Regions from separate parts of the Homo sapiens genome. Here all the other regions are linked to region 1. Evidence: chromatin loops called from intact Hi-C (ENCODE). Cell type or tissue: heart right ventricle. All regions are shown on one strand. Links, peaks and the distances in the headings refer to the core of each region. The heading gives the core; the rest is flanking DNA. Region 1 overlaps PLCB1 (phospholipase C beta 1). Region 2 holds the start of LOC105372521 (a long non-coding RNA gene). Region 3 overlaps PLCB1 (phospholipase C beta 1).

Evidence for each region. Peaks named below come from ENCODE experiments on the same cell type or tissue, not always from the same donor. Only the 100,000 strongest peaks of a DNase experiment are listed, where the experiment ranks them.
Region 2: a loop joins it to region 1, with 6 times the contacts of the local background. A loop is called at or near these places in 11 of 110 quality-filtered maps.
Region 3: a loop joins it to region 1, with 4 times the contacts of the local background. A loop is called at or near these places in 3 of 110 quality-filtered maps.

Annotation. Positions count from the first base shown.
Region 1 is chr20:8,536,355-8,547,643 of GRCh38, reverse strand. The region is part of intron 3 of PLCB1 (phospholipase C beta 1); the gene reads right to left. Among named protein-coding and RNA genes, the nearest start is that of RNU105B, 290 kb to the left of the region's middle. In heart right ventricle, for the core only: no CTCF peak of the experiment used is centred there; a DNase peak (open chromatin) is centred at 5,416; H3K27ac peaks cover 2,466 bases.
Region 2 is chr20:8,651,085-8,662,373 of GRCh38, reverse strand. It overlaps PLCB1 (phospholipase C beta 1), which reads right to left. Exons shown (of 32, transcript NM_015192.4): 8 at 5,090-5,190; 9 at 3,670-3,836. It overlaps LOC105372521 (a long non-coding RNA gene), which reads left to right and starts at 5,617. Exons shown (of 3, transcript XR_007067520.1): 1 at 5,617-5,930. In heart right ventricle, for the core only: no CTCF peak of the experiment used is centred there; no DNase peak of the experiment used is centred there; H3K27ac peaks cover 2,875 bases.
Region 3 is chr20:8,599,413-8,610,701 of GRCh38, reverse strand. The region is part of intron 3 of PLCB1 (phospholipase C beta 1); the gene reads right to left. Among named protein-coding and RNA genes, the nearest start is that of RNU105B, 230 kb to the left of the region's middle. In heart right ventricle, for the core only: no CTCF peak of the experiment used is centred there; no DNase peak of the experiment used is centred there; H3K4me3 peaks cover 425 bases; H3K27ac peaks cover 1,998 bases.

The DNA.
Region 1 (11,289 bases), core at 2,345-7,344:
TGGGGTAGTTGAGAAAGAGAAAAATGGATGGATCCAAAAATACAACAGGACAGAATGAATCCAGAAGTACTATTTCAGAACATAGAACGGGTTAGATATGGGCAATGAGGAAGAGGGAGGTAAAAAGGATACTGTCTAAGTTCCTTGCTTGCATAACTGGGTGGGTGGTGGTGACGTTATTTAGACTAAGGAGGTGATGCTTTTGTAATGCATTTGACATATGTCCCCACGCAGGACTAGTTTCCTGAGTCTCAGCTTGAGGTATTATGAGGAATAACTATCTGATCCAAATCTGTGGTGGACAATTAGATCATTCCTTTGATAATATCCATATCTGAAAATGCCATAATTGTTTATTTAAAAAAACAGTAGTCCCAAAGTCTGCCGTAGGGCTTCAGTGAACATTAGAGCGAGCCGTAAGATGACAGACTGAACACAGAAAACAAATTGCTTGATGCTTAGTAGCCTGAAGAAACAATGAGCTGGCTTTATTACAAGTTTGGGGAAATGAGAAAGTTTTGTGAAGTGATAGTCTGCCACTCTGGGTTCTTCAGAGAAGAATTCCTGTTATTATTCTAGAAATGTAAGCATTTGTTTTTATCAGTGGGCCATTTCACCAGTAACTGTTAACTAATGCCAAGCCTTGATTTCCAATTAAGAGGCGCAATTATAAATCTTCAGATACATGTAGCAAAATTATGCTCTCCAGAAACAGCAGAGCAGAGATAAGGCAAAGTCATTGCCAGAAGATAATATTTAGAAAAGCACAGATGAATTCAAAAGAACTCATTTATTATGATATTAAAAAAAACTCTTTTTGGAAAACAGAAATGTGATTTTTTTTTTTTTGTCAAGAGGGTTTATGATACTAGTCATTTCCTACAGACACACAGCTTGAAGAAAAACATCCAGAACACAACATTGGTAATGGTGTTTACTATAATATCATCAACTGATCATTTCAGCCACAGATCTGAGGTTTATCAGCTCTGTGCTGAATATACTTATTTTTGCAGCAAGGTCTGTTTATAGTGTGATTGTGCTTTAGAAACACAGGTTGCATTACATTACCTCCCCCCTAGAGCTTAAGTGTATGGTCTCAGTTTCCATAAAGAATCAGAGTGGCATTCTTGGTAGTATAAGAAAAATCTAAATCATGATGTTCTCTTAAAATACAGCTTAGGAACCAACTTATGAATGTATCATATATTAGAAAAATACCAGTGAAATATTCATCAGAGGGATTCATTGGTATCAATTAGAAATGATCACTGGACCAGGAAATCACAAATTTCAGTTTCTTTCTTTTTTTTTTTTTTTTTTTTTTTTTGAGATAGAGTCTTGTTCTTGTCATCCAGGCTGGAGTCAGTGGCGCGATCTCAGCTCACTGCAACCTCCGCCTCCTGGGTTCAAGCAATTCTCCTGCCTCAGCTTCCCAAATAACTGGGACTACAGGATACGCCACCATGCCCAGCTAATTTTTGTATTTTTATTAGAGACGGGGTTTCACCATATTGGCCAGGCTGGTCTCAAACTCCTGACCTCGTGATCCGTCCGCCTCGGCCTCCCAAAGTGCTGGGATTACAGGCATGAGCCACCGCGCCCAGCCAAGAATTTCAGTTTCTTATGTTCAACAATCTGCTAGATTTTTGCAATGATGGCATACAAAGAACACAATATTTATGTTTCTTCTCCAATGGTGATTCTGCCACCTTAAGCAAGTTACTTCTCTTTAGCCTTAATCCCTCTATGTAAAACTGGTATGATCTTACTCTTCTCACAAGCCTGTTTTGATTATTAAATAGAATAACATATGGTAAATGTGTGCCGTATAGAAGAAATAATAATGTTAGCTGTTCCACTAGCACCACTAAGTCAGCATGTCTTAAAAATACATCCACTATCTTTCACCCATGCACTCTTTCAGGGCTTTTTACTTTGGCTGGGAATTTGAGAGTCATCCTTGGTACTTTCTTCTTTCTCACCTCCCACATCCAGATGGTTTTAAGGTCCAGCCAATTTTTTGATACAATGTTATTTATATTCATTCATATCTGTCCAAACCTATAATCTACTACACTAGTTGAAATCCTCATTTTCTCTCCCCTAAATCATTGCATTTAGTTTTTAATTGGCCTTCCTACCACTGGTCTGTCCCAACATTAGTGCATACTCAACAGAGCTGCCAAAGTCCTCTTCCGCTGACACACTTTGAGTCATACGACGCTTCTGCTCAGAAACCTCCAGTGGTTTTCCATTTCCAGCCTAGAAAGGCTAGCATGGAAAACCTTCCATGGTCCTGTCTTCAATTAACCTTCTTTAGCCTCCTCTTCCATATCACACTAGTGCCCCAAACATAAGCTGTCTCCCAGCCAAACAGGCCACCACATCATTCCAGAAATGCCTTGTATTTTCCTGATTCTATGACATGACTTAATCTATTCTTAATGCTCACTTCAAACACCACTTTTCTCAGGAAGGTTTCCGAGAGACAAGTGTTTATTTTTCCCCCTATCTAACTCCATTGCGTTAATTTTTGTCTTATAGTTTCCACATATGGCTTTGCATTCAAGTTACTTTTAGACACATCTTATCCATTCTTCTAGACTGTCATCTCCTTGACAATAAAGACTGTGTTTTATTCATCTTTGTGTATCCTTCCATGCTTCACTCAGTAGCAGATGCTCAAAAAAATGTTACTGGATACAAGAATGTAAAAGTAGATATCAAATCTGTGACTTTCAATTTTGTTACAGATACCCTCTCTTTACAAATCAGACATTTCTGTATTTCACTATTTTGTGTTTTATTGAGAAGAATGGCTCTACCTAAGGAATATATCAGACATGTGGGTGCTGGTCCCATTTGGGGGAAAACTTCAGCATATGTAATAGACACAGTTTCACATGCACATCAGGAAAACTTGCACATGCCCTGAAGTTAAGGCAGTGTCAGAAACATCTAATAATTGGTGTCCTTTCCAACTTCTTGGCGTCACTGATGTGAATGCATCTTGGAAAAGGCCATTTTAGCAGTCCTTACACATACGCAGTGCCTTCTCATTTTCAAAGCACTTTTCCAGCATTCACATTGCACTTGACCCCCACATAGCAATGTGGAAACAGGTGCTCTGATTGCCACTTGAAAGAGAAGAAAATTGTATTCCCAAGAACAATACATGACTTGTCCAAGGTCACAAAGTTAGGCAGTAGTAGAAGTGAGGCAAAAATAGAATCTATCTCATAAATCCTGACCTAGTGTGCTTTTGCATTTCGGTATCACTTTGAATTCTCCACTGTTATTCTGCATATTCTCAAGTGTTCTGGACTCCTGAAATGATCTTTTGCAGTGCAAAATCTTGCACATGCTCACATACCCACTATTCTTCTGGCTTAGAGAGAAATTTGGTTTCAACTGATACTCTTTGCAACAGCTGTTCTCTCATCTGCCTTTTTTTTAAATTTTCAACTTTTACTTTAGAACCCGAGGTACATCTGCAGGTTTGTTACAGAGGTATACTGCGTGATGCTGAGGTTTGGGGTGTGATTGAACCTGTCACCCAGGTTGTGAGCATAGTACCCACATAAGGAGGTGATCCTGCTTATTTCTTTTACACAATTTAAGTTATATCCTGGTTATGATGTTGTATATTAGTCCATTCTCACACTGCTATGAAGAATACCCAAGACTGAGTAATTTATAAAGGAAAGAGGTTTAATTGACTCACATTTCTGTATGGCTGGGGAGGCCTCAGGAAACTTACAATCATGGTGGAAGGTCCCTCTTCACAGTGCAGCAGGAGCGAGAATGAGAATGAGCCCCCTTATTAAAACCATCAGATCTTGTGAGAAGTCACTCACTATCACGAGAACAGCATGGGGGAACTGCCCCCATAATCTAATCACCACCCCCAAGGTCCCTCCCATGACACACAGGGATTACGGGAGCTACAATTCAAGATGATTTGGGTGACGGCACAGCCAAACCGTATCAGATGTGTCCAACAGGTTTTTTTTTTTTTTTGGAACTCTTTGGAAGTAGTTTACAAATAACGAAATGCATTCATTCTAAGTGCACCAATAGATGAGTTTTGACAAATATATACATGAGTGTAATTCCATTACCATCAAGGTACAGAATATTTCTATTACCCTTAAAAGTTTCTTGTGCCCTTTTGTGGCCTATCCCCTGTTGCCAGGCCGCCACTGATCTGTTTTCTACCTCTCTAACATTTAAGGCTGTGCTACATAGAATTTATACTTAGTCACATTACACCATGCCTTGTCTCAAAATCCTCTCCAGTTTTGCCACCCCACTCAGAGCAAAAGCCCACGTCCTTCAAATAACCCACAGAGCCCTGGGCATTTGACCTCCACATATCTCTCTTACATAATCTCCCATTAAGCTCCCCAAACTCTTCCTATTTTCCTTATTTTACTTATTTTTTTATCTATTTCTTCTCAACTTGAAAATGCATATGAAACTCCAGGAGGATGTTGTTTAAAGGATATTCTGATCCAATAGATCTGGGGTGGGGCCTGAGATTCTGCATTTCCGATAAACTGCTAATACGGAGGTATTTTGATTACCAAGGTGCTAGAGCATTTATCACCAACATAAGGGCAGAGGTTTGATCTGTTCTGTTTACCACTGTATTCTCCATGCCTTGATATGGCCTGCCACATAATATTAATAGCTGTGCAATACATAGTCTGTGGCCAAATGAATACATGAGTGAATGACTTTTAAATATAAGGAAACAAAGCTGGCTTCCTAGAGAATTTTTGTTTTCACTGGCTGACTTTGCAGCCACAACAGAGGCAATTCAATTAACGTCCCTCGGCTTCAGTTTCCTTCCCTGATCTGAACGAAGGACACTGAGCACCACCTCTAAGGTCCTTTCTGGCTTGAAATATATTCTTATATGAAGTGTGTGAGAAACAATAATTCCCTAGAGTCTGAAAAATAATTTTCCCAACCAAATCAGAAGGAAAAGCAATTTTGCAAATGTCACTGAAACTTTTCCATTCTTTTCTTAAGTGCTGTTCTTTTTCTCCCCCGCTCTCAACATTTCTAGTCAAGAGCTTTTCCAACATGTGATTTCAGAACAATTATGTGCTAAGTATTATTAAAAGGAAAGAAAGATCCCAGGCCATATTCACAGCCAAGAAGCACCTTAAAAATTCAACATAATATCCCGTGTGTCACTTGACAAGACTGGGCAGCTAATGTGGAGGATGTAGGGGCAACAAACTTATTGTTTAAAATGGTCAAAAATGACTGTCAGTTTCATTAGCCTATTGCCAATCTTCCAGCTGACCTCTGCTTTTATGTTTCCTTTATTAGTGTTCAGGAAGTTCTACCCTTTCTGCTTAGACAAAGGCCGCAGGAATGCCCGAGGCACTAGTAGATTGCAGCAGAGCACGGTTCACACGTAGGAAAGAACCGGTCGTGGAAATCGGTTCACGGACCACTTCAGGGACCACTCACTTCTGGGATGTTTACCTGGCCATTTAGACAAAGCATAGCCTTGTGGTGAGAAAGAAAGATATCATCTGAGGCTATTATATGAATTAAATGAATGAACATCTGAATTCATGTAGCATCTTAGAACCCTGCACAAACATGTTTTCAGTCTATTCAAAATTCTGCCTCCGACTGGGAGGAAAATTACTAACAGCTGGGTAATGAAGTCATATCTGTGTTCTGCAGCTAGCTGAAACCACCTTGTTCCTCTTTATCTGATCCAAATTGTACTACCACTTCAAAATGCAAAAGGGAGGGAAGTTTGAAAGAAAACTTGGATCTCAGAATTCTTGGTAGCTTCCAGATTTGAGACATTGCTTGCAGGTCAGTATTGATTCAAAACTTCTTGATAATTAAACCATTAAGTGAAGCATGGAACTAGTTATGTATTTTATCCAGGTAATGCTCAATAAATAAATACAAATTATTCAAAAGAAAAGTAAGTTATACATCTGATGAACTCTCATACATTAGTCAACCATGCCCACATTTCATTACTATCTTCCTTCCTTTCTTTCTTTCTTTCTTTCTTTCTTTCTTTCTTTCTTTCTTTCTCTTTCTTCCTTTCATTATCTGGGTTTCTTGGTCAATTATTCAATCATCACAGTCATTCAGTGCACTGTTTGTGAGATTTGGAGAACCAATGCAGTGCCAGACACAGAGAACTTCCATGTGCCCAGAAGGAGAATGGAGCTGAGCAAATCCTGGAGATTGACAACTCCTCTTTGCAAGTTATCTCGAAGTATTTTTTTCTACTATGTTACTCATCTGCTCCAAGGCTTTCAAAGGCTCTCTTCTGCCTGTGGAAGAAAGCCTAAACATCTTGGAATAGCATTCAAAGCCTTCCTTAATATTTGGAGAGCATTAGTGGCACACCAGCAGTTACAAAGCTACTATATGTTGAAACCCAAATACCAACCCAGGTGGGGTTGGATCTGAAGCCTAAATTCCTAATTTCTACTCATACAGCTCTTAAGCAGTCTATGCTTCACCTAGAAATGCTTAACATAGGTAAGATCCCCACTGTTTAAAATGGAAGGAACAGTGGAAAACAATTATGGTGTCTGTCCCTTCTCAACGTTAACGGAGGCTTCTGTATGCCTTTACTTTCTGGGTGTTTGTGCACATGCCACTGAGAGCCAGGCGGTTACAATAATAATAATGATATGCCTCATTGCATAGCAGTGGAAAAATTAGTAAAAAAAATAAATAAATACAGGGCATCAGGGCTCTAAATCACTGGCTTAGAATAGCCCTGGTAGAAGGTTGTATTTTCAGGAGTCAAGAAATAAGTCCTAACTTCAATAGATCAATTGTAGGTCTAACAATGTTGCCTTTATTTGCTGTCTGTCAACAACTGTGGAGAAGGTGGAAATAACTCTAATCATCAGTTATATCTGACATAACCTTAATCCTGTCTCTCATCAATGGGGGTCTGTGATGAGAGGTGTGCTCCAGTGGTTTGGAAACATTTTAAAGGAAAACTTAGACATGTGGAGTAATTTGAAAGATGGGAGGGAGGGAGTTGTCTGGCTGCTCTAAGTGAATTGGCAGGAAGGTTTGTGTGAAAGGTCCCATTCAGGCTGACAGGCACAAGGGGCAGACTTTCTGAGATATAATGTGCTTCTGATTGCTGGCTGACAAGGTATTTTCTTTTCTGTCTTCTAAAATATGCAAGATGTACCCATGTTGTGATTTACAACTGGGTTGGGTTTCAGCCACCTGTGAACCTTTGCAAGCTGCGTAGTGAGCTGCCAATGAGAGGAAAGATGTTCTGATAGACGCTTCACCACGTCAGAAAAGTAAAAAAAAGAGAAGTCCCACCCTGCTTTCTAGATGAGATGGTTATTGAGAAAGCAAGAGAATATCAAGTAATAGCTCATTCATCAGGCACCAAAACTAAATGAGAACTTCAATATAAATAAATTTTCCAGATAAATGAAAAAAAAGTGATGCAAACTTTCTTTTTTCTTTAGTATAGTATAATGTGTAGCATTTAACATCTTGAAAAATTGATATCATTCTTGTTAGCCTCACTGACTGTGTTGTCCTATGTTGAAAAGACACTGAATCATTTATTTTGATATCAATTATTAATTGATTACTTCTTTTGTCCAGCCTCTGGGCTAATGCTGGAGGTCAAATGGGGAATAAGACTGACAACCTCCAACCACATGAGGGTTGCTAAGACATAGAAAGCCATATGCTTAAATCCCAGTCACCTAAGCTGTTTATGTTCTCACTTCTGTTTATTTCCACCAGTGTGTTTTATTAATGTTACTTATTTAAATAACAAAAAAACAAAGAACAACAAATGGAAGAGAGAAAGGAAGGAAGGAAGGAAGGAAAGAAGGAAGGAAAGAGGACAGAAAAAAGAGAAAGAAGAAAGGAAGGGAAAGGAAAAGAAAGGAAGGAAGGAAGGAAAAAGAAAAAGAAAGAAAGAAAGAAAGAAAGAAAGAAAGAAAGAAAGAAAGAAAGAAAGAAAGAAAGAAAGAAAGAAAATAAAGAAAAGAGGCAAGTATCTACCCTGTTCCAAGCATAATATTAGGCACTGGGGGATAAAACAGTATAACAGTAAAGTCAGGTGAATATTTCCCGACCTCAAAGGGAGACGTTTTAACTTGTTAATCATCTTTAATTCTATGTTCCCAGAATCATGATTACACATAGAATCATTGCTAAATATATGTCCATTGGGTGACTGATCTGTCCTTGAATGAATGAATATGTTCAGGTTGGGAAAATATATTGTACAAGTTTGTTTGAAGTGTGTCAAAACCAGAGACAAATGGTTTTAAATTATTTTCCCCAGAGCATTTTTTTACTTGAGAGTCTTCAAGATACTAGGTCTTAGCATTCATATAACTGGTTCCATTTGTCATATAGAGTAAGTAACTGAAGAAATTGTTCTGTATTAATCCTAAGTTCCATTTATTCTACAGCTATGACAAACTGAAAATGAGAATTAAGGGCACGATGAAAATATTTGATTACTTTTTTAAGGAGAGGGGTAGTTAAGGAGTTAGCTGTAGGCCAGGCACAGTGGCTCATGCCTGTAACCCCAGCACTTTGAGAGTCTGAGGCGGGTGGATCCTGAGGTCAGGAGTTCAGGACCAGCCTGAGACAGTGAAACCCTGTCTCTACTGAAAATACAAAAATTAGCTGGCGTGGTGGCAGGCGCCTGTAATCCCAGCTACTCAGAAGGCTGAGGCAGGAGAACCACTTGAACCCGGGAGGCAGAGGTTGCAGTGAGCAGAGATGGCACCATTGCACTCCAGCCTGGGTGACACAGTGGGACTCCATCTCAAAAAAAAAAAAAAAAGTTAGCTGTAAAAATAAAATGGGGAATAGAAAGTTTAAGATAGTTTTTATTTATTGTCTCATTTTCTGGTCACAGAATTGGTGCATTGTACTTTGATATCAATAAATAGGGTTGTTTAATATGTCTGACATAAAAGAGTACCTTATCAGCTGGGCACAGTGGCTCATACCTGTAATCCCAACACTTTAGTAGCCCAAGGCAGGAGGATCACTTAAGCCCAGGAGCTCAAGACAAGGGTGGGCAACATAGGGAGACTCCATTTCTACAAAACATTTTTTAAAAATTAGCCAGGTGTGGCATAACCTGTGGTCCTAGCTACTAGAAAAGCTTTTGAGGTGGGAGGATCATTTGAGCCCAGGAGCTTGAGCCTGCAGTGAGCCATGGTTGCAACACTGCACTCCAGCCTGGGCAACAGAGCAAGACCATGTTTCCCAGAAAAGAGTACCATATAAGGGGAATGTGCTACAAAGAAAGCAAAATAATGCTTAGGGTTAGTTAATTTGTGGCCTACTGACATGCTTCTAATAAGTGAATTTTTTACATAATGTCCTTTTTTGTTGATATTTGCAAATATCTCTTTATTTCATAAGATATGTGAATATTTCAATTGTCTTGACTATTTGCTGATTAATCACAAGCAAGATTAACTGAATGTACAGAATATTAATCCCCTAGAGCAAATAACAGCCCTGGTCATTTATTCTTACATTTGGAAACAGAATAAGAATTTTGTTATTCATCAAAGAGGGACTCTAGTCAACATTTCTGATTGACTAATTTGTTGATGATTCAGGTGGCCTCTAGTGAGTTCCGTTTCATTTACTTCCTTAGTTGTTCTATCAAGCAGTCTATGATGATGCAAAGGTAGTCTTTTTAGCTCGGGACACTTTTCTTCAGTTGAAAGTAGCTTGTATCTTTTCTCAAAAAATTCCAATTAAAATATTAGTTATTGTTTATTTTAAAATGCATAAAACACTATACTACTAAACATTTCCAAATTTCCTCTGGGTGTCACTGCTCTATTCTGATAGATTTCCGTAGAAAATTATTATATTGGAGAATTTTAGGAGGCTCCATTTTAGAGCATTCTAACTGGCAAAGTGCTACTTAAAAGCTTTTACACTCTATAGCTGATTGTCAGAAATATTCATTTTGTGTTCATGGTGTTACACATGGTGTTACAGTAGGTAGCTAGTCAGGCATGAGCGGGGCAGGAAAGGGCTCCCCGCACACCCCACCAAGAAAGTCAGGTGACCCTGGGCAGGTGGCTGTTAACTGTCTCTCTAAAATAATAATTGGTCACAGCCAGCACCAGGGAAAGGCAGTCTCCCTATATAGATAGGAAATACCTGAAACTGGTGATGCGCAGCTTCCTCATGAGATCTCAGGAGTTGGGCGAGTGAGCTCACACATGTACATTAAGAGGCAAAATGGCAAAGTTTAACTGGTATATGACCTTCGGAGGGCATTCCACCGGAAAAGGGACAAAAGATGCAGGAAGTAGGACAGCATGTAAAAACTGTAAGTCCGGGATCAAACAGTGCACTTGACCTCCAAGATGTCCACATGACCCTCTTCCAAGTGTACTTTACTTTCTTTTCATTTCTGCTCTAAAGCTTTTTAATAAACTTTCACTCCTACTCTAAAACTTGCCTCTATCTCGTCTTCTGCCTTATGCCCCTCAGTCAAATTCTTTCTTCTGAGGAAGCAAGAATTGAGGTTGCTGCAGACCCGTATGAATTTGCCATTACTAACTTGAATAACTTCCACTGCTAACAATATCTCTGTAGGTAGATATTTTTATCACATGCATATTTCTAGGGAAGATGCTTGCTCTATATTGCATATCCCTCCCTACCTTATGGGAATCTTGGAAATCAAATGTTCTTTGCTGTGGTAGCTTGTGTTCAAAGGCTTCCATCAAGCCCTTCCTTTGCCGCACTGTATGATATTCCCCCATGCAGCAAAGGAGTCTACCCTTGCATCCCCTTTAATCTGTGCTGGCTTGGGATTGTGTTGAACCACTGAATATGGTAAAATGGATTCTCTCTCAGTTCTCGATCTAGTTGTTAAGAGGACTGGCACTTTCTTCTTGCCTTTTGTAGTACCAAGTGGCCATGTAGGAAGACCTGGCTACTCTGCTGTCAGGAGATGCTACAGATAGGAGCACGGAGATATGGGGCCGGTGAGTGATGATCACCTGGGATGTCTAGCCCAGTGAGCCTTCAGATGACTTCAGCTTCAACCACCATCTTGCTGCAACTGTTTGAGAGGCCCCCAGTGAGAACCACCCAGCAGAGCCTATGTAGGTTTTTTGGGTGGTTTGCTCTGCAGCAATAGGGCACTAGAACACATGCTCTCTTAGTAAAATACTGTGGTTGGACACAAGCATGAATGATGGAGAAGTACGAGAGGAGAGAGAACTACAAAGCCGGAAAGAT
Region 2 (11,289 bases), core at 2,257-7,256, 110 kb before region 1:
ATTATATAATAAATAATTACATATTATACATAATTATATAATAAATAATTACATATTATACATAATTATATAATAAATAATTATATACATAATTATATAATAAATACTTATGTATAGAATTATATAATAAATAATTATATATAGAATTATATAATAATTATATATAATATAGAATTATATAATAAATAATTATATATAATATAGAATTAGATAATAAATAATTATATTTAATATAGAATTAGATAATAAATAATATATAATTATATATAATTATATAATTATTTATTATATAACTGTATAATAAATATAATAAATATATAATTATATATAATTATATAATAAATAATTGTATATTATATATAATTATATAATAAATAATTATATAATTATATATAATTATATAATAAATAATTATATAATTATATATATATACACTTTTAAGAGGAGTGCAAATCTCTAGGGGCACAGGGTTTATCTCTGGGTCTGTCACTGTGTGTAGCCTCTTGCCTTTCACTGAAGATTTATTAAATACTGAAGTTATGAATTACTTAACGTAGGTTGGCTTGTAAGTTTGAGTTTGTAAGACTAGAACACCAGAGACTGTGTGCTTCCTCTAGTACTATTTGGCCTGCTTTAAACAGTGTTAATAACAATTTAGGCCATTTACTGAATGACTAGTGTGCGCTGAACTAAACATAAACAGGCACAATCTCCCTTTATCCTAAAACAAGGCAGCTATCATGAGTCCGTTTTTGTGTACATGCCTTAAAGCTGAAGTGACCCTACTAAGGTCTTTGTAATTTGACTTTTAACTCCTCAAGAGTTGAATTTCTTTCATATGGATTCTAGAGAAGAAGGAGCTACAAATACAGCCAGCCAGAACTTCTGAACGGGTGCTGGAGTCCCCTGGGGTGACTGAGGATGCACGTTATACGGTAGCAGGTGGCTGGCCCTTTAGCCATATTCTAGCCGTTGGACTCCAAAGCCTCTGTCCTTCCCACGTGCTAGATAAGGCTTTAGGTAGAGACAGCATTAGCCAAAATTTTTCTGTACAGAGACCACTAGGCAATATTCTTAAGTGATAAGTTGGGGCACAAATGCTTTGGGTCACTGATTAGATCACAACTACAAGTCTACATTAAGGATTTCATCATGAGCAGGTGCATCTTCTAGGTGCTGGGGAAAACAGAAGAAAGTTTAAGGCCCAGAAATCATGGGATCTCCTAGAAAAAATGGACAACGACACCTGAGGAATGAAAACCAACATACTACACTTCAAAACATTGAGAAGAGTTAACACTTATTTATCACATTACACAGGCCCAGATTCTTCTTTCCAAATGCTTTGCAGGTATTATTTAATTCAAATCTATGAAAAGCGTATCAAGAATTCTTCTGTCCTTAATTTTGAAGATGAAATAATTAAGGCATAGAGAAGTTAAGCATAAGGCTATGAAACTAGTGAGGTGGATCTCAGCTTTGAAACTCAAAAGTGGAACCATTATTCTATGTTGCTTCTTTATACTGCTATTAAGGTTGACACAGAGGTTTTGTGATCAATGTCATATTAAGGTATAGAAAAACAGATAAAGTTGCCTTTAAAAATATTTAAATTTTTAAATATTTTGTGTGCCTCTTTCGATTTGAAATTCATAAAATGGCACTAAATAATTTTGCAAATGCTAGGAGACATCATCTTAATTTCCATTAGAATCAAAATCAGTTTTTCTAGGATTATGGGGTTTTACAGTAATCTATCACAATTTTTTCTCTTTGTACCCTCTACATCGTGCAAGTCATCAGAGGATGATGTATGGAGGCATTGGATACCAGCTGAAGCCTGTGCCATCAGCAGTGTGGTGTGAAGGAAGGAGAAAAGGAAAAGGCTTACACTTTGGAGTGCTTCACTGGTTTCAGAAAAGCTTTTTGTTTTCCTAGTGTCGTGGGCTAACTGATTTTTAGAAGTGTTGTTGGATTTGTTATAACAATGTGTTCGTTATTTTTGGAGAAGTTTGGATTTTAGAAGAGAACTCCTAAGCTACATGGGCAAAACCTCCAAGATGTTCCCTGCTTCATGATAAGGGGAAATCTCATCTCTTGTGTACTAGGGAAGGAAGGGCAACCTATTTAAGTAGGTTTGGAGGGGCAGGCCTGGCCATGCCAAGACATACTGTTGGGCTAGTTGTTTCCTTTAACTAATCTCACCTTCACAGCATCAGTGAAAATGATAACAACAACAAAGGCAAAGTTCTTCACCAAGAAAACAAATGAAAACTAAAAAATTGCATCTAAAAATTCCCAACTAGTAGCATGTAGAATATGATTAATAGATTTTTAGATTTTACATTTATACTTCTTCTTCTTCTTTTTTTTTTTTTTTTTGAGACAGAGTCTTCCTCTGTCACCCAGGCTGGAGGGCAGTGGTGTAATCTCGGCTCACTGCAACCTCTGCCTCCTGGGTTAAAGCAATTCTCCTACCTCAGTCTTTTGAGTAGCCGGGACTACAGGCATGCGCCATCATGCCAGACTAATTTTTGTATTTTTAATAGAGACAGGATTTCGCCATGTTGGCCAGGCTGATCTTGAACTCCTGACCTAAAGTGATCCACCCGCCTTGGCCTCCCAAAGTGTTGGGATTACAGACGTGAGCCACAGTGCCTGGGCCCATTTATACTTCATGATTTCATTTTCAATTTAGAGGACCAGTTCCAGATTAAACACAATGGATTAAAAGACTTTTAAATTTACTTTTATGATAATCATTCTTATTGATGACCATAAGCTTGCTAGAGCTATTTCTGTTACTTTAGAAAATGCCTGCATATTAATATATAATTGATTTCTTTTCAATAATTGGTTAATTGTACTTTATTTTCCTCCCTATGGAATATCTAGGCAATCTGCAATAACATCAGTGATAACACACTAATTTTCTTGGTGAAGATATTTCAATCCAGATGAGAGTTAGTCTTCTCAGTGGAAGATCTTGTTCAGGGACAGTGCTGCCACATATAGTTGAAAATTTGCAGTAATTACATCTTCATGATCTTATTTTGGCAATTCATTTTCCCAGAATCAAAAATATAAATTTCTTAAAAACTTCCAGGTAACTTAGAGCTGTCTTTGGGCTATCAATTTTTGGATTGTTTTGTATTTACAACACTAGGCTTTTTTACACAGACAGCCAAATTTTAGACTATTTCCCCAAGTAGAAAAATTTATCAGATAGTATTTATCAGATAGTATATACTGGAAAAAGATAAGGGTCTCACAGACTAAATATTCCCTTCAGTTTTAGAACGTTAGAAAAACTTGTGGGCCACTTCACAGAACTTACTAGAAAAAGACAAAAGGGTAACCTAAAGATAGTGATTTCCTGTATGAAATATGCATTCAGTCACTGCGTGAATTTGAAACAAAATAAAGGATTAGACATTTTAAAAATATGTTACATGCATCTATACATATAACAACAATGACAAAAAAATCACACACCAAAGTTTAAAGAAAAACCTAGTGCACTGAACCACCAAGTGATTTCAGACCGAAAGGAATGCCTTGTAAACAGAGGAAACTAACCTAACGATCACTGGTGTTCCTAACTCCCAGCGTGTGACTACCCCCAATCAGAAACAAGAGCTTCCCTTTGGTGTGAAAGAAAGTACTGACCTTTTCTGGCGAGGCTGTTGTTGGGTTCATACTTCTCAATCAATACTTGGACTTGCTCTTGTTTTAGAGGTGGATAAAGTATTTCATTAAGCCGAGGATCTCGCTGCTTAAGGTTGATAAAATCCATCATCTGATCAACGGTAAGATATGGTTTGCTTTTTGCACCACTAAAAACAATGAAAAACCAAGCAATAAGAATTTTTTAAACTAAGTTTCATTCTAATATTTGCATTTAACTCTAGGGAAATAAAATCTTATACTTGATAAGAAAATGCTATATTGAAACTCCTATCTTGCCCTGAAAACACTGTGCTTCTCCACCATAATTTCTATACCTCTATGGGCTACAAATATCTTGTGCAATTGCTACCGCTAAAACCCAATGCTCTTGCAAAATACCAAATGGGTAAGAAAACCCACAGTGGGAAAACACTGCATCATGTGCATAAGGGTGCACCACTCTAAACCGAACACAGAGGTTTTTTTATTATGACAGTAAATTTTTGATTTAATCATCCAACTCCATATATCTGTAATCATTTAAAGATGTATTTATTGTCATTACTTAAAGTAAACAACCCGTTTGAGTGTTTTTAAAAGTTACAGTTAGGCTTCAACAAGAGAGTATAATTCCTCAACATATTGTTCAAACTTCCCATTTCAATTGTATTGACCATCTAAAGACAAATTCAGTGGTACAAATGTTGCAGATGTTCAGTAAATATATGATGGCAATGAACAGCACAAAGCAAGAATATGCAATGTCATTTTCAGCAGTACTGTTTACCTGTCTTCCATTTGAAGAAATCCTTATTTTGTTTACCACATTTTGTATTGATTTTCTGTCATGTGGATTTCAGTATTTTAAGAAAGGTAAACTGCTACTTTCCCCACATTTGCCTTAGTGCTTTGGTTTCTTTCTTTTTTTTCCTTTTTTCTTCTAATCTTTCAAAAAAAGGTAATGCCTTGATATAAGTTTATAATTTCTAACAGAAAAGCAAATAATTCTTCAGCTGAGAGGGTTCTTAGTAATCCAAACTTCTCATGTCGCTAATGTGGCTCAGAGAGATAAAATAACTGGTTCCCAATCCAGAGTTCTTCCTGCGACATGAGTCTATTTCTGCTAAGCCAAGATGACTCCCTGTTCTACCCATAATCCTTCAACCATACAAAGTTATCTGAGCATACAAAAACAACTACCTCCAGCAATATATCACAGCAAACTTGTACTCATTAAAAGCAGTGGTTGCACCTCAGGGGCAAGATTGTGTGATCCTATCCAAAACATCACACAGGAATATTGCTTTTAGACACAGTGTATGATGTTCTTCCATCTCCAATTACCACTCCAAGTCCTGCTCTAGCCACCTGAGAATCAATGCAAGCTGAAAAAGATATGGCTTAAAATGTGTACTCTTACAATTCTGAAAAGATGTTATCAATTTCAGGTCGAGGGCAAAGGTTGTTGAGGAAAACTCTGTACACTTCTGGAGTGAAATCTTCTTGAGGTATTGAATCATTCTGGGAAATAAAACAACGGAGTCAGCAAATGGTCTTTTTCCTTCCCCAGCTTCCTCCCTCCCTGTTTTTTCTCTGTCTTCTTTTCTCTCCTTTCTTTTCTTCCCCCCTTCCCTCACCTTCTCCCTCTCTCTTTCCTTTCTTTTTCCTTTTCTTCTAGGAGGTCAGGGTAAACATTCATAACACACCTATGAGGTCAACCGTAGCGTTCATTTGGACACTGGCTTTAGGGTGTCAAACCCTTTTTTCTGTGGCTTTTTCAGTTTAATTTAAGTTTAAGAATTGTCTCCTGCTAAAGGGATGTTAATGCAATTTCCTATATACATTTTCTAAAGCAAGTTAGATCTAGGAAAGATAGTCTGTTTGACAGAATTATTTTTAGGTTTTTTTTTTTTTCCTACTTGAATCTTTTTTTTTCTTTTTTTAAGTAATGACCCTAGAGACAGACATAGTCAAAATGAAAACATAAATTCCAATTTTGTGTCAATTATTTTCAAACTATGTTCCCTCTGGTTTAAATAATCTGATAAGTTGTAAAACAGTTTTCATAAGTAGGACAGCACCAGTCATTATTTTTTCACTGACTGCTCCTGGTCCTATTGTTTAGGAAGCAAGTCATTGATATAAAAGGCCACTTCTATGACTTATTTTTCTGTTTGGTTGGGCTGCCATGGAAACCGGAAGCATGTATTCAAGCCTTTGTTAACAGGAAAGACATTTTTCATGCAGTCTTCCTATTTCAGGTATGTGTTAATGTGATTATTTTTATTTTTCAAGCCCTTAAACAAAAGAACACACCCTTCCTTTGACTATTTTCATAGGTTTTGAAATGTACAGTTATACAAATGTCTAAAAATTATTGTCTGAAGTTGTTCACCACTTGCAAACAGATAGGAGAACTTAGCTCACCACTTGGCAGACAGCAGAAGACCCGTATTTGTGGATTGAATGAATGAAGTAATATTTCCTTTGCTAAATCCATTTACAGAGATAGAAAAAATCTATTTTGCAAAACAGAATTTTGAGACAACCGAACAATACATGAATCATTATACATAGATGTGTTGTATCATTATAACTTGGGCTACTTGGGCACAAACTTTGAAATAAGCACAAGCGGTCAAATCCAAGAGCAGTGGGGACTTCTTGTGAATTGTTTTATTAGTATTTTGCCATTCATAAAAAGGGAACAAGTATAACCTGCAAGCAGGTTTCCAAAAGTCCTCTTGATTTATAGAAAGAGAGAAATCTCTTTAGCCGGAGAGTGCTCACTTTTCAGTACCACCCTCTCTCTAAGTGGACACCAGGAGCTCTGTAAATGGTTTTAATAGATGAAAATGACCCTATCTACCATACTCATTGGCTGTTAGACACAAGGAAGAGAAATATTTAAAATCAATTGCAAGAACATGCTCAATGGCACTGCTGGCCAACTCAAGTGCCTCCAGCTTTACTGGATTTTATGAACCCCAAGGGTGTTCTCCTATTTTCCCTACTAAAAAGAGTTCACCTCATTCCCCCTTTCACCAACTTCACTCAACGTACACATAAATTAATTTGATCTAAGGATAGCAATAATTGTCATCCTTCACTTACTGACCTCTCTTTTCCTTCCCGTCTATTTATAACTTCTTTTTCTGGAAAGCCTTGCCTTCCCCTTGAACTGGATTTTGTCTTCCAGTTGTGCACACATCACACCTTGCATGTCTCACATTTCAACACTCAATGTATTGTGCTCCCAGCTATACAATTCTGTCTAGTCTTTGCTAATCTGCAGATGTACACGAGCTAGGATATGTGTCTTGTCTGTTAATGGCTCTATTTCCAGTGTGCCACATACAGTAGGTATAAATAAATATTTACTAAATGAATGGATGTAATTTATTGAGAAGTGTGGAGAAATGGATAGCGAGCACGCATGTGCTGTTATTTCCTTTGAAATATCAAATTTAACTAACATCATTTACGTAAGAGTCCTGACACATAATTTGATAGAACAATATGCTTTACTAAAATCTTAGCATTGTTTATGTACCAGCTATGAATTAGGAGGAGTCAAATTAAAGAGATAATCTGAATAAACACAACATTATTTTCATTGCGAGTTGGATGATAGCATATTGAAGAAAGAAAATATTTCAATACAGCTGATTTTCTTTGTCTCATTTTTCTCTTGCCCAACTTGACTGATGAGGATACCCCAAAGTCTTTGGGGTTAGTAGGTGAAAATGGAAGAAAAAATGTTCCATAAAGAGGAGTTAAAATAAGTAAGCATCATTAAATGCTGAGATGAAAGGCTATAGGGGAGATGTTTAGGTAAAAGCTATGGATAATCCCTAATTCCTTGCATCTTAAACAAGACTGAAATTCACAAAGCTAATTCACAGACTTTCTCTTTCTCAATCTCACAGCTTGGTGAAGTGAATGGCACGGATTCATTTTTCCTGTTTGTCTAGGAGGAAATCCAAGGTCTAATACTCTAAAGATCCTGCCCAATGTTCAAATATTCCTCCGTGAACCCTTCCTGACCACATCAGCTAGACATGACACTACTTTTTCTTTGTGTTCACAGTCTCCCTTTATCTATCTTCATCATTGCATCCATTTCACAGCTTTTCCTTTATTTTTTATATTTCTTATTTTCTACTGAACTATGAGCTTTTGAGTGACATGACAATCTCTTATTTAATTCCTTTGTGTTCCCAGCATGGTGCCTGGTATATAATAGATACCTAATCAGTGTTTGCTGGATGAACCCAGGAGATGATACCAGACCTTGGGTCTTCTGTTTTAATCCAGGACGTGGTCCATCACATCAGGCACCCAATACAAAACGCACTGTCAGTGATGACTTGTTGTTGTTTGGCCTTTTTGAAGGATGACTTAAGAAGGCTAGTATAATCTAAATTAGTAATCTGAATGAGGCCCATTTATTTTAGAAACTGCAAAGTACTGGCAAACTTGAAAAAATGGAAGTGTTTCAATACCATGCTTATATACAAGGAATCTCAAAAGGGAAAAGATTTTAACAATCTTGGTGGTAGTACTGGTGGCATTTGCATTTCTAGATTCCATAGACCTGGTAATGTCATATCCAAATGCCAAATTAAAAATAAAAACAAGATCCCCCCAATATATGCATATGAAAAATACTCAAAATGAGAATAATAATTAGCATTTACAGTATATCAAACATAGTTCTATGAGCTTTACTTGAATATTTTCATGTAATCCCATCAACTCTATGCAGTTGGCATTATTACTGTACTACTTTTATAGATAGGAACACACAAGTGCTAGGAGGTTACAAAACTTGTCTAAGGTCCTGGGTTGAGCAAATGGGTGTGATGAGGTCACAATGACTATATTTTGAATCTGAGTTGCTTAATTCTATACCTTATACTGTAAACCAGTACACTAAATATTCCTATTAGTTTTGGGACGGTGGTCTGCATTTTCTTCGTTATATATTTCTTGATTTAAAAAATAATTATATGAGAAATGGGTACTTAAATTTCGGAAAAAAATCAGAAAAAATGTTATTTTAAAATATATTAATTCACTGAAGCAGACTCTAATGAATAAAGTCCACATATAGACTTGTTTTTCTTGACAAGTTGATGGACAATTTCCCAGTAAATTCAGAAATTCAATATACTGTCAATATTTTTATTCTGAAACTATAAATAAAACATTGAATTAGCCATGGAATACATGAAATAACTACAAGTAAATCACTCATAATGAACGGAATACTTAATTTGGTTTTAAAGTAGAATTTTGATATTAGTCATATTAAGAATCACAACTACAAAAGTGATTGCTTCTGATTTATATTCAGGATGTAAGGCACAGAAGAAAGGCAACATACTAATAAGTTACACACAGAAGTTATTTTATACATTTTATTCATAGTATTTAGTAAAATTTATACAATTCTTCAAATTTAAAATAATTAATTTCTCTTTGTATTACATGTGTGCCCACCAACTACAGTAAACTTTATTATTTGAAACAAATACATGGGTTTATTCCTGATCTTCTTCGTTAAAATGCAACTCCGTATGCCAGTGCTGTGGCAAGACTATTATACAATTCCAGATGTCACTGAGCTCTTTTCAAGTTAATAAGCCTTAAATCAAGGGAATTTGGTGCAAATAAACTATTTTCAGTTCTCAGAAAGTTTGTGGGTAAAGTGGTAATTTTTTGAACACGGAACAGTTTTCAAGGGTCTCACTGGAAAATATGCTTGGGTTGTTAACAGAAGGACAGTAATTGCTTTGTCTCTCTCTTTGGATACAGTACTACCTTTTAACAATTAGGGTAACTTCAGGCTAGCAACTGTGATTTCTAAAGAGTAGCATCTTCTAAAGGAATATGTTATTCTAGTGGATCACGTCAGCCAGGATACAAGTTCAAGTGCCTTATTTATCCCCAACAATGTGCAGTAATATCATGTTTTAAAAAGAAATCTCAACAGGACATCCACTGTGTTTCTGGTAATATATCTATTTACAGAGCACAATTAAATCTAGCTTAAATGACTTGGCTACAAAATATGCTCCCATTTACGCAGAACCAACTATGATTTATATAACCCTTTTCTTCCGTGGCTTGTTTAAAATACCTCTTGTGAATATGGCCAAAATTTTTTGCTAATTAGTGGATATTTTCTAGAGTCATTGTTATGTAGGAATGAAATTATCACAGAGATTTAAAACAGAGTTTTGATACATCATAGTCAGTTCACAGAAACATTTATTTCCTAGCTCTGAAACAGTCTTTGGTTTTTAGATTTTTAAAAAGCATTCTAATTCTATAAGTCATCCAAGTAAATTATACTTTACTATGAATAATAATTTTTCAAAGTTTTAGCATAGAGGTTTTTTAAAGTTTTCTCCAACTTCAGATAATTATCATTACATTTAATTTGTTAGAGATAATTTTTTCTAATTTAAACATAACTCATGTTATTTGAATCTCATTTTCCTTTTAAATTTGCCTGCAATTGACATTGGTCTGAAAGTTTGAACATATAATAAACATAGTAGATTACTCAATGTGTATTTATTGACTGCTCAGAATCCAGTTGTTTAGAAAATTACAATTTACGGGGAATTGGTTCATACATTTAATTTTCTATTCCTTCTTTCCCTTAGCTAGATTCATAAGTTAAATATTTTGATTATTATATTTTACCAGAGGTTATCCAGAAAAGGTAAAATCAGAAGTGATTGCAAAAGGAAAAAAATTCTTTGCATGTCTTTGCAAATCCATCTCTCATGTTTTCTCTTTATGCTTGAATGCGGTGGTCTTTTCTCAGTTGCTTAAATCCAGTAGGGAAATTATTTCCAGCCTCAGGGATTTGCGAGCATTGTTTTCTTTTTCTGGAATGAGCTTCCCTTCTTCTCAATAGTAGTTCTCCAGTCTTTCTTTTTATAGCACTTCCCCCAGTTTACAGACGCATTTGTTGGCATGCTTATTGGCTAGTTTCCCCAGAAGACTCTATTGTCCTTGAAACCTTGAGTTTCATTTTCTTCACCACCATATTCTCAATGCCTATGGGCACATAGTAAGAGCTCAAGAAATATTTGTTGAAGTCGGGGACAGGACCTTAATTGTTATATTTTTCCTATTCCAAAGCATCTAACAAAAAAGCAATAGCAAGCAGGTTCAAGCATTTTATTTTGCTTTATAAAATGAAGGTGAAAATGTTTTGGGGGAGCCTTTCCACAGCTCTGCTCACTTTTCGCAGCCTCATTAGCTTTTTCCACCTATAGAAGAAAGGTGATAGTGAAGAGGTGCTCTTATTTCTTTCTTGTGACCCACCAAAGTTGTTAATGAACTTTGCTGTTTTGAAAAGTCTTCACAACAATAATTGGCTGATAAATTTAACCATAGCACTCAATACTTTTATAATTCAATCATAAGTCTAAGAATGGCTTTGCAAACTTATTCAGTGCAACTTGAACATTGCTGGCACATTTTGAGGGGCTCAAAGGTTCTTCCTATAAAGTCATGTTACCCTTAGGTAAAGGCTTCCTTGTTGCTTAGATACTCAGATAAAAATAATGAAAGGAGAGCTCTGCACGAGAAAAAAAT
Region 3 (11,289 bases), core at 2,773-7,772, 63 kb before region 1:
ACTTCGTGCTACAAAGGACACTATCAAGAAGGTAAAAAGACAACAAAGAGAATGGGAGAAAATATTTATGAATTCTATCTGAAAGGAATTTATCAAATAAACTGCTGGTGGGAAGGTAAAATGTCATAGCCAATTTGGAAAACAGTTTGCAACTCCTTAAGATGTTAAACACAGCCATCATATGACCCAGCAATTACATTCTTAGGTATATACCTACGAGAAATGAAAACATGTCCACACAAAAGCTTATACCTGAAAGTTCATAGCAGCATTTTTCATAATAGCCAAAAAATAAAAACAATCCAAATGTCTATCAACTGATGAATGGAAAATCAAATATGGTATATACATGCAATTGAGTAATATTTGACAATTAACAGCAATGAAGTACTGTTATATGCTACAACATGGATTAACCTTGAAAACATTATGCTAAGTGAAAGAAGCCAGTCACTACATACCAGGTATTAGGTTGGTGCAAAAGTGATTGCAGTTTTGGCCATTACTTTCACAAGCAAAAACATCAATTACTTTTGCACCAACATAATTTTATATGATTCCATTTATATGAAATTTCTAGAATAGTTAAACACATAGAGACAGAAAGGTAAATGGTTACCAGGGTCTGGGAAGAGGAAGGAGGGAAGAATGCTTATTAATGGGTAGGGGGTTTCTTTTTGGAGTGATGAAAACATTCCAAAATTATATACTGATGCTCATTTTACATCTATGAATATACTAAATATACTAAAAACCACTGAATTGTTTACATTAGAAGGGTTAATTTATTGGTGTGCAAATACAGATATTCACCCTAAAGTACCTGTGCACCCTTTGTGATGTGTATACCATGCTTTCAAAAAAGTTGCTTCAGAACACATGTATGAAGCTGGCCATGGTGGCTGACACCTGTAGGTGGCTGACCACCTACATAGTGGGCCGAGGCAGGAGGATTGCTTGAGCCCAGGAGATTGAGATTTCAGTGAACTATGATCGCACCACTGCACTTAAGCCTGGTTGACACAGCACGACTCCCATCTCTTAAAAAAAGAACCATGTGTAAATCATGGAATTCAGTGTGTTTGAAGAAAACTTCAAAATATTTTTACTCTTGACAGATGCTCAAGTTTTCTTGGCCTAATAATAGGTGGTAAATTGAAGAGAAAAAAGATGGTTAAAATAGCAGAGACTGACTAGATAGATGCGTTGGAGCCAGCAGTCATAACATGCACAGCTTTTGAAGGACACATTTAGCTTGGCATAAAGACTTTTAATTCTTAACTCTCTTAAACTGTACCTCACTATTCTTGCCTCATCCAAGTGCTGGAGCATTTTCAAACTTTTAATCTCCTCATTCTGATGCTCTAAGTCACAAATATTAATGTTTGAACCATGTCTTGTATTTTTGGGAAATGTATAGTTATGACATAAGTCAATCTATTAGGTTGATGTAAAAGTAATTGCAGCTTCTGCCATTGAAAGTAATGACAAAAACCGCAATTACTTTTGCACCAACCTAATAAAATCTGTAGCCTCATTTCCAATAGCTAAGACTATTTTTGCTCTGTTGACATGCCTACTGCATATATGAAAAGTTGGAGGAAATTAACACTTTCAAATCAATAAAGTTTTTCTTATTTTGGCAGGGAATAAGAGAAGGGCATTTAACTTCCCCTTAGCTCCGAAAGCCCTAGGGATGCTAGGGCCAGTTTGCTAGGGTATATTGAAAAGATTAAGATGCTTATATTTATACATCTCAATACATTTCAGGAGCTAATAGTGCCAAATTACAGAGGCCATCACTGTTGTGCAATTGATGATTGCTGCAGTCTTCTGATTATGGTAAAATAGTGAATTCATTCAAATTTAAGAAACTATAATTAAAATAAAGCTCTATCTGGAACCCAAATAATTACCTCTAATATTTTTATTTCTTATCCTCATTCCTTCATTTATTTATTCAGAAAATGTTTGAGTTGCTACACTGTGCATGTTGCTATGCCAGCTGACTCATATTTGTGTTTTCACAAAACACATTTATGAAACATTTTATAAAAGTCATTAGTGTCTTATGCAGGAAAATACCCTATAAATCTAAGTATCCTTATCTAAATATCAGGAACTATTTTCTTATTTGAGTTATTTAACAGATGTCACATGATAATGTAAGGCTATCTAATTTGGGTGAGGAATGGGACGTTACATGATAAAGTATGTTTTGAGGCAAAACAAGTTTGCCCTGTGGGTATACCCTTTTCCTTGAAGCCAGAGTTGATTTCCAGCTCATTTTAAAGTCCATTTAGGTCCTTGAGTAAAGAGAGTAATTTTGTTTATCAACCACATGGTAGAGCCCCAAATCTTTACAGAATCCCAAAGCTCATTTTCAAAGAAATTTTAAATTTGCCTGTGATATTAGGTCCTAGACTATGTAAAAATGGAAGCTTTTAAGTTACACATATTATTTAAATTTTGTGCTCTCTCTGGCTATTTTAAACATGTATTTATGGTTTTATTTTTTAAAGAAATAACATGCATGCATTAAAGAGCACAGAATGCATTAATTTTAAGTACACAACTTGATGATCTCTACATTTTACACATCCTGTAATCACACCCAAGTACATAGAGATAGAGCACACACTCCCAGCTCCCTGTATATTCTAGTCATTAAAAAAATTGTTGGACGAGTAAAAATTGTATATATATATGGTGTACAACATGATGTCTTGATACATGTATTCACTGTGGAATGGCTAAATCAAGCTATTTAACATAAGCATTACCTCATATCAGTTTGGGGGATCATTTTTATATCTAACTTTTAAAAATTCTAATTCTTAAATTCCTCAGTCTATTCATTTTTAAAATCATTCTGACTATATCCATTCATTCACTCACTCATTCATGCAATACATATTTAATGAAGGCAAAACATGTGTCAGGCACATGTAAATAATGCATATAATGCTTACAGGTAGAAGAGCAATAAACACACAACTGTAATGAACAAGAACATTTCAGAGAAGAAGTCAATGATGAAAATAAAATGGGGTAAGGTAAAATAATGAGTGGATTGGGGTAGGAACATTAGATAAAAGAAAAAGGGGCTACACCAAAGTCTGGAGAAGAGAAGAAAGTTCCAGGAGGTGCTGATACCTTGGGGTGGGAACGGATTGGCTTGCTCCAGGAACACAGAGTCCAGAGAGGCTGGAACATAGCAAGAGAGCGGCACAGTGATCTGTGATGAGGTGGTTGGGGCAAAGGGCAAATTCTAATCCAAGTCACAAGGGCTCTTAGAGGGATGGAGTTTAGATTTCTATTTGAAACACAAAAGAAGTCCATTAGGTTTAATGCAGGGGAGTGAAATGATTTAATTTATATTTTTGGAAGATCACTTTGTCTGCCAATGTGCAAAACTGGAGGCAGGAAGCCAATTAAGATGCTATTTCAACTGAGTCTATTTCATGGAGGTTGGACTAATGTGAGGTCTATGGAGATGGAGAGAAGTGGATGCGTTGGATGTAATTTGGATATGGAGGCAACAGGCCTGGCTGAGGAATGGGATGTGGGACTGTGGTAAATGGTGCTAAGGGAAAGAAAGAAATTCAGGAGAATTCCCTGGTTTTGGCATTATAAATGGGGGGTACTGTGTTGTTATTTATCAAGCCCGATATTAGGGAAAGCTATGGATTTAGAATTGGGAACCATCTCCTGCCTAAACTGTTAGAGCAACTCCCTTATTGGTGTCTACTTTTAGGCATGCTCCCCAACAATTCATTCTAGAATTGTAGCAATTACCAAAACTGATCCAAAAGAAAGGGAAATTTTTAACAACAGATCAAAAATTAAGAAAGACCTTGAAATACTTTTCCAAGTGTTGTTTTAAAGAAATGTTTAGGGCTCATAAAGGTTTGAGAGAAATTCTGTCAATCTATCACAACAAGGATAAATTCTACATTTAGTAATAAAATAAACAGATGCAGAACTTTTTAATTTTATGAAGCCATCAAGTCCCTCATTCAAAGCCTGACAGAATTGATGTAAGCACAGACAACATAGGCCATCTCACTTACAAATATAATTGTAAATATCCTAAAAAAGACACTAGCATATTGAGTTGGGTAGATAGGGCACTAATAATAATTGTAATCATACTAGTGGTAGCATTAGGGCACTAATAATAATTGTAATCATACTAGTGGTTGTCATATAATATTGATGAAGTTTATTCCGTGTCAGGCACCTTGTGGATTTTTTTTTATCAGTTTTTTGAGGGAGATGCTGTTACTGGCTTTCTTCTTTTAGAGGAGGAAATGAAGGCACAGAGAGGTTAAATAACTTGCTCTGTTTATGCTCCTGGTTGGATAATCTTATTTTGCAAATCCATGGAGAAAGTACTGTGTTATTTAATAAATGATAAAAACATGTTTTAACTGTTTGGAAAAATTGACTTAGGTCTTTTTACTATCTCACAGATCACATTGATGTTCAAATAAAGCGTTAAATGTAAACAACAAAACCATGATGATGAAACTATAGGAAAATTTGTACATAATATTGGAATAGGAAGGCAACACTATGAAAGAGAACACTGAACATAAAATGTTTACAATAGCAAAGTCATGGAATCAAGCCAAGTGCCCATCAATGGATAACTGAATAAAGAAAATGTACTATATGTGCACTGTGGAATACTACACAGCCATGAAAAGAATGAAATCATGTCTTGTGCAGTAAAATGGATGAAATGGATGAAGCTGGAGGCCATTATCCTAAAAGAAATAACTCAGAAACAGAAAATCATATACCACATGTTCTCACTTACAAGCGAGAGCTAAACCATGGGTACACATGGACAGAAAGATGACAATAATAGACACTGGGGACTCCTCATGTGGGGAGGATGAGAGGAGAGTGAACGTTGAAAAATTACCTATTGGATATGATATTCACTTTTTGGGTGGTGGGTACACTAGAAGCCTAAACCTCAGCATTATGAAACTTGTCCATGTAACAAATCTGCACATATACCCTGAATCTATTTTTTAAAAAAGAATGAGAGCTTTTTTCTTTAAAAAAAAAAAAAAAAAAGAAAACACCAAACATAAAATACATGTTAAAATCAAAATTAACAAAAATACAATAAACTGGAAGAACAATTTGACAAAGAGGTTGATGTTTCTAGTATAAAAAGAGATACCACAAATAAATATATTTGACAAGTAATCAGCAAAAGCACAAAATATAGGGGTAAGGTTGTTATATTTTAAAGAAAAATGAAGTATTAAGTGTGTTCAATTAAGGGGAATTCAAAATTAATCAAGTGAACTACGTCTATAAGTGGAAATACTATATGGCCTTCAAATGATATTGATATTGTAGAAGAATATTTCTCGTTAAGAAAAAAAATCTGATATGGTAAGGGAAAATAGGTTTTAAAATGGAATATGCTGTTTGTTATTAACTGTACTCTATATATGTGTGATATGTGTTCACACATACATATATACTCTCACAAGATACAACAGATTTTACTTCTCAGTTCTGAGAGTAAGGGAAATTGTTTTTTTAATGTATTTTACGATATTTTCCAGTATTCTATATAGTAATGTATTATGTCTATAATAGATGTGTGTGTGTGGGATTACAGGGTTATACAGTAAAATAAAATGTTACTTCAAGCCTTAATTGATTTATGTTTTTTACATTTAGTGAAACTTCATAGGATTAGGGTTTTTTAAAAAATAAATTTACTTAAAAAAATCCCCAGTGATATTTATAACAAATATATTCAGTAGCTAACAAACCCTCTACCCAGAAAGGACAACACCCAAGACCTTTGTGTTGCACAATTCCAGGAGGCATCCTCAGATCATATTATAAAATAAAATATTCTATATTACATTTCAAAAGAAATAAAATTCTATTCATACAATGCAATGTGAATAGACCTCTTGAATTGCCCAACATGAGGGTGGAGGTACTATAAGATATTGCCTGAAATTTAATTTTAAAAGCCTGGTTTTTACTCTTCCTGCCTCTTTTATAGTCTTCACCCTAGCAATGACAGACAACCAAATAATGCTTTCCCTTGTTTTGCTTGTAGTTGAAAACTGTTGTTTGGCTGATCAAGAAATTCTAATGAGAAACTTTCCATGAAAAGCACTCAAATCACAGCTTTACAGATACTCTGTTTTATATGTTTACTTGGGAAACCTTAGTAATTGTATAATTAGAATGCATCATATCATATGTGTAAAAAAAGAATTAGGATGTACTCAAAATAAGAATGATTAAGAATTGGAAATTGTTTAATTTGCAGATTTCTTTAGACTGGCATATCTAAAACACTTGAGTTTCATTTATATTACATATTTTTAAAAACAAGGTGAAATTTACATAACATAAAATATCAAAGTAACCTTTTTTTTTTTTTTTTTTTTTTTTTTGAGACAGGGCCTCACTCTGTTACTCAGGCTGGAGTGCAGTGGTATGATCTTGGCTCACTGCAACCTCCACTTCCCGGGTTCAGGGGATTCTCATGCCTCAGCCACCCAAGTAGCTAGGATTACAGGCACATGCCACCATACCTAGCTAATTTTTGTGTTTTCAATAGAGACAGAGTTTCGCCATGTTGGCCAGGTTGATCTCAAACTCCTGGCCTCATGTGATACACCTACCTCAGCCTTCCAAAGTGCTGGGATCACAGGCGTGAGCCACCACACCCGGCCAATAGTACTCATTGTTAAAGTGAAGAATCCAGTGGCATTTAGTACATTCACAAGGTTGTGCAACCACCACCTCTATCTAGTTCCAAAATATTATTAACACCCCAAAATAAAATTCTGTACCCATTAAGCAGTTGAAATCACCCACTTTGACCTGTCCAACACAAAGGATCATAAAATTGAAAGCTGTTAATGTTAAGTGGTAGAATTATTGGTTAGTGTCAAGTTGAAACACACATTTACAAAAGTGGTTCTCAAACTTAGGTGTGCATCAGAATTACCTGGAGGATTTGTTAAAACACACATTGCTAGGTCCAACCCCAGAGGTGCTGATTCGGTGAGGCAAGGCCTGAGACTCTGCATTTCTAACAAGTTCCCAAGGGATGCTGATGTTGCTGGTCTAGGGACTGAGAGAAACACTGATCTGTGAATTTAGACACAGTTGAATGGACAAGCATGGCCCCTGTGTTGAAGGCTCCCTCCTCTTTGTAGAGAGAGCAGTGGCCCATTTGGAGCCAGCTGGTGATGCTAAAACCCACACGCTGGGATTACCAGAAAGGTCGTTTGAATTTTATCTAGGAGTCCCACTTTAGGCAAAGTGCAAATGTTAACCCGATTTTGGATGGGAGCCACTTTGACAACCTTAAACATTGAACTTAGCCATAGATTTAGAGGGATGTATATAAAAGAGGGTTACTTGATTCCCGAGATGTATTTTTAGTTATAGGTGCCATTCAGAGAGAGTTAAAGTCAATGAGAAAAAAGAAAAGAAAATCTTGTATTTCTCTTCTGGCACATTTCTTTAAATAACAAGTATGCTAATTTTGAGAGAAAGTAGAATTTATTTTTGCTAGAGCATTTGTCCTGTTTGTCATACACCGTAGACCTTTCATTTTCTGTGTTTCGGTGTCCTTCATATAATGCAAATCATCCTGCTGTACAAACCATGTGATACTTTAACAATGAGTTATATATATCTGGGGCTTTACAAAAGTAAGCAATGCTAAGGACAAAAAAACTAGACAGACAAAATGCTGGGCTTCTACCAGAGGAGCTTCAACTGAACCACACCTCTGAACACCAGCTCTCCTTCAAACATCCATTTAGGAAAATTTTATTGCTTGGTAAGAACAGGAACTTTCTCAACTAACATATTCACTTTTAACTATGCTTTCAGTTTCTCTTTCATAAGCCACAGAAATTAAAATCCCTTTAAATAGAAAGGCCTATGTATTTGACATCACTGTAATTAAAGCAGTTAAACTTGCAGCACACAGGTTTTCTAAATCATCAAGAACAATAGCTCAAGAAGAGAACAATTAAGCAAAATTTTGAACACTTTTAAGCACTCACTCTGCTTGCCCTTTAAATGACAGAGGCTTTTCTGTTAATATTCTTTGACCTGAATGCATTCCTCAATTAGGATTCTGAAGAATTTGATTGGGTTTCAGCTAGAATCTGTAACCTCTGGTTAATCATCGTGTATTACACAGCTTGTGGATAAAATATATTTGGACAGGGATAGATAAGTCTATTCATGTTAATTCACCATTGACATTCAGGGCTTAATTCAATTTTCAGAAGTGATGATATCCCTGGCATTTCAGCAAGCCTATTTTAATTAATATCTCTACACCTCTTTAAATACCATTTTGTATTTTATACACCTGCTTTAAATTAAGGCAGTTTAAGGTCTGTTATAAAAGCCTCTATTCTAGGAATACCAAGAGTCAACCTTGCTTTTGATTAAAAAAAAAACTTGGTGTTGGTGTCATATACTCTTCTTTATTTAGAATATCCATCATTATGGGTATTGGAAAATTATACTTTGTCTCATAGGTTCAGCTTTTCAAACTAGTCTCATGAGAGAACTTTAATTCTTATCTGAGGCTAGAGAAGATGCTGCCCAATGGAAAATACATTAAGTGACATTGGAGGACCATCAGATATCCTAAAATGTGGAAGCCATCAAGACCTAAGAGATAAAAGGGTGATGATGGTGAAGGTGTTGGTGCTGCAAGGGAGGGAAAGAGGAAGGGATTGATAGAGCTGTAGAAGAAAACAGCCGCAACACTTCCAGAACAAGCCTGGTCTCAAAACAAGGGGAGATCATACCAGTTAACACTAGCAGGTTTAGACAAATTTTCCATTGCAAACTTGGCTCTCTATCAATGTCTGGTAGCTTTCTAGCAAACATTAATCCATCTGCTTTACTCAAGTGCAAAGAAAACTTGCTCAGAGGTGTTCTAGTTTAGGAATGAATAACCTGGGTGAGTCCTGGCTTTGCACATCACAGCCATGCTAGTGGGGGCAGTCACTCAACTCTTCCACTTCCTCATCTACACAAGGGCTCAGTCAGTGATCAGTACAAATTAGCACATAGAAAGTGCTCAAGAAATGTTAGCTTTTAACATTTCTGTTATTACCATTATTATTTTTAAACCCATAATATACATTTTCACAATGGGTATCACAAGTCAGGGAAATAAATTAAAAACCAACTCACACGTTCTCACTTATAAGTGGGAGCTAAATAATGAGAACACATAGACACATAGAGGGAAACAACACACACTGGGACCTATCAGAGGGTGCAGGGTGGGAGGAGAAAGAGGATCAAGAAAAATAACTAATGGGTACTAGGCTTAATACCTCGGAGATGAAATCATCTGTATTAACAAACCCCCATGACACAAGTTTACCTATGTAACAAACCTGCGCATATACCCCTGAACTTAAAATAAATGTTAAAAACACCCTCAATTTTCTCTCTACTTCTTTGGCATGTTTAGGTTATTTTTAGCCTCTTAACAGTCTTCTTTTGCTCCTTATATTTTGTATAGACAGGGGGAGGAGCCAAGATGGCCGAATAGGAACAGCTCCGGTCTACAGCTCCCAGCGTGAGCGACGCAGAAGACGGGTGATTTCTGCATTTCCATCTGAGGTACCGGGTTCATCTCACTAGGGAGTGCCAGACAGTGGGCGCAGGTCAGTGGGTGCGCGCACCGTGCGCGAGCTGAAGCAGGGCGAGGCATTGCCTCACTTGGGAAGCGCAAGGGGTCAGGGAGTTCCCTTTCTGAGTCAAAGAAAGGGGTGACAGACGGCACCTGGAAAATCGGGTCACTCCCACCCGAATACTGCGCTTTTCCAACGGGCTTAAAAAACGGCGCACCAGGAGATTACATCCCTTACCTGGCTCGGAGGGTCCTACGCCCACGGAGTCTCGCTGGTTGCTAGCACAGCAGTCTGAGATCAAACTGCAAGGCGGCAGCGAGGCTGGGGGAGGGGCGCCCGCCATTGCCCAGGCTTGCTTAGGTAAACAAAGCAGCCGGGAAGCGCGAACTGGGTGGAGCCCACCACAGCTCAAGGAGGCCTGCCTGCCTCTGTAGGCTCCACCTCTGGGGGCAGGGCACAGACAAACAAAAAGACAGCAGTAACCTCTGCAGACTTAAATGTCCCTGTCTGAGAGCTTTGAAGAGAGCAGTGGTTCTCCCAGCACGCAGCTGGAGATCTGAGAACGGGCAGACTGCCTCCTCAAGTGGGTCCCTGACCCCTGACCCCCGAGCAGCCTAACTGGGAGGCACCCCCCAGCAGGGGCACACTGACACCTCACACGGCAGGGTATTCCAACTGACCTGTAGCTGAGGGTCCTGTCTGTTAGAAGGAAAACTAACAAACAGAAAGGACATCCACACCAAAAACCCATCTGTACATCACCATCATCAAAGACCAAAAGTAGATAAAACCACAAAGATGGGGAAAAAACAGAACAGAAAAACGGGAAACTCTAAAACGCAGAGCGCCTCTCCTCCTCCAAAGGAACGCAGTTCCTCACCAGCAACGGAACAAAGCTGGATGGAGAATGACTTTGACGAGCTGAGAGAAGAAGGCTTCAGACGATCAAATTACTCTGAGCTACGGGAGGACATTCAAACCAAAGGCAAAGAAGTTGAAAACTTTGAAAAAAATTTAGAAGAATGTATAACTAGAATAACCAATACAGAGAAGTGCTTAAAGGAGCTGATGGAGCTGAAAACCAAGGCTCGAGAACTACATGAAGAATGCAGAAGCCTCAGGAGCCGATGCGATCAACTGGAAGAAAGGGTATCAGTGATGGAAGATGAAATGAATGAAATGAAGCGAGAAGGGAAGTTTAGAGAAAAAAGAATAAAAAGAAATGAGCAAAGCCTCCAAGAAATATGGGACTATGTGAAAAGACCAAATCTCCGTCTGATTGGTGTACCTGAAAGTGATGGGGAGAATGGAACCAAGTTGGAAAACACTCTGCAGGATATTATCCAGGAGAACTTCCCCAATCTAGCAAGGCAGGCCAACGTTCAGATTCAGGAAATACAGAGAACGCCACAAAGATACTCCTCGAGAAGAGCAACTCCAAGACACACAATTGTCAGATTCACCAAAGTTGAAATGAAGGAAAAAATGTTAAGGGCAGCCAGAGAGAAAGGTCGGGTTACCCTCAAAGGGAAGCCTATCAGACTATCAGCGGATCTCTCAGCAGAAACCCTACAAGCCAGAAGAGAGTGGGGGCCAATATTCAACA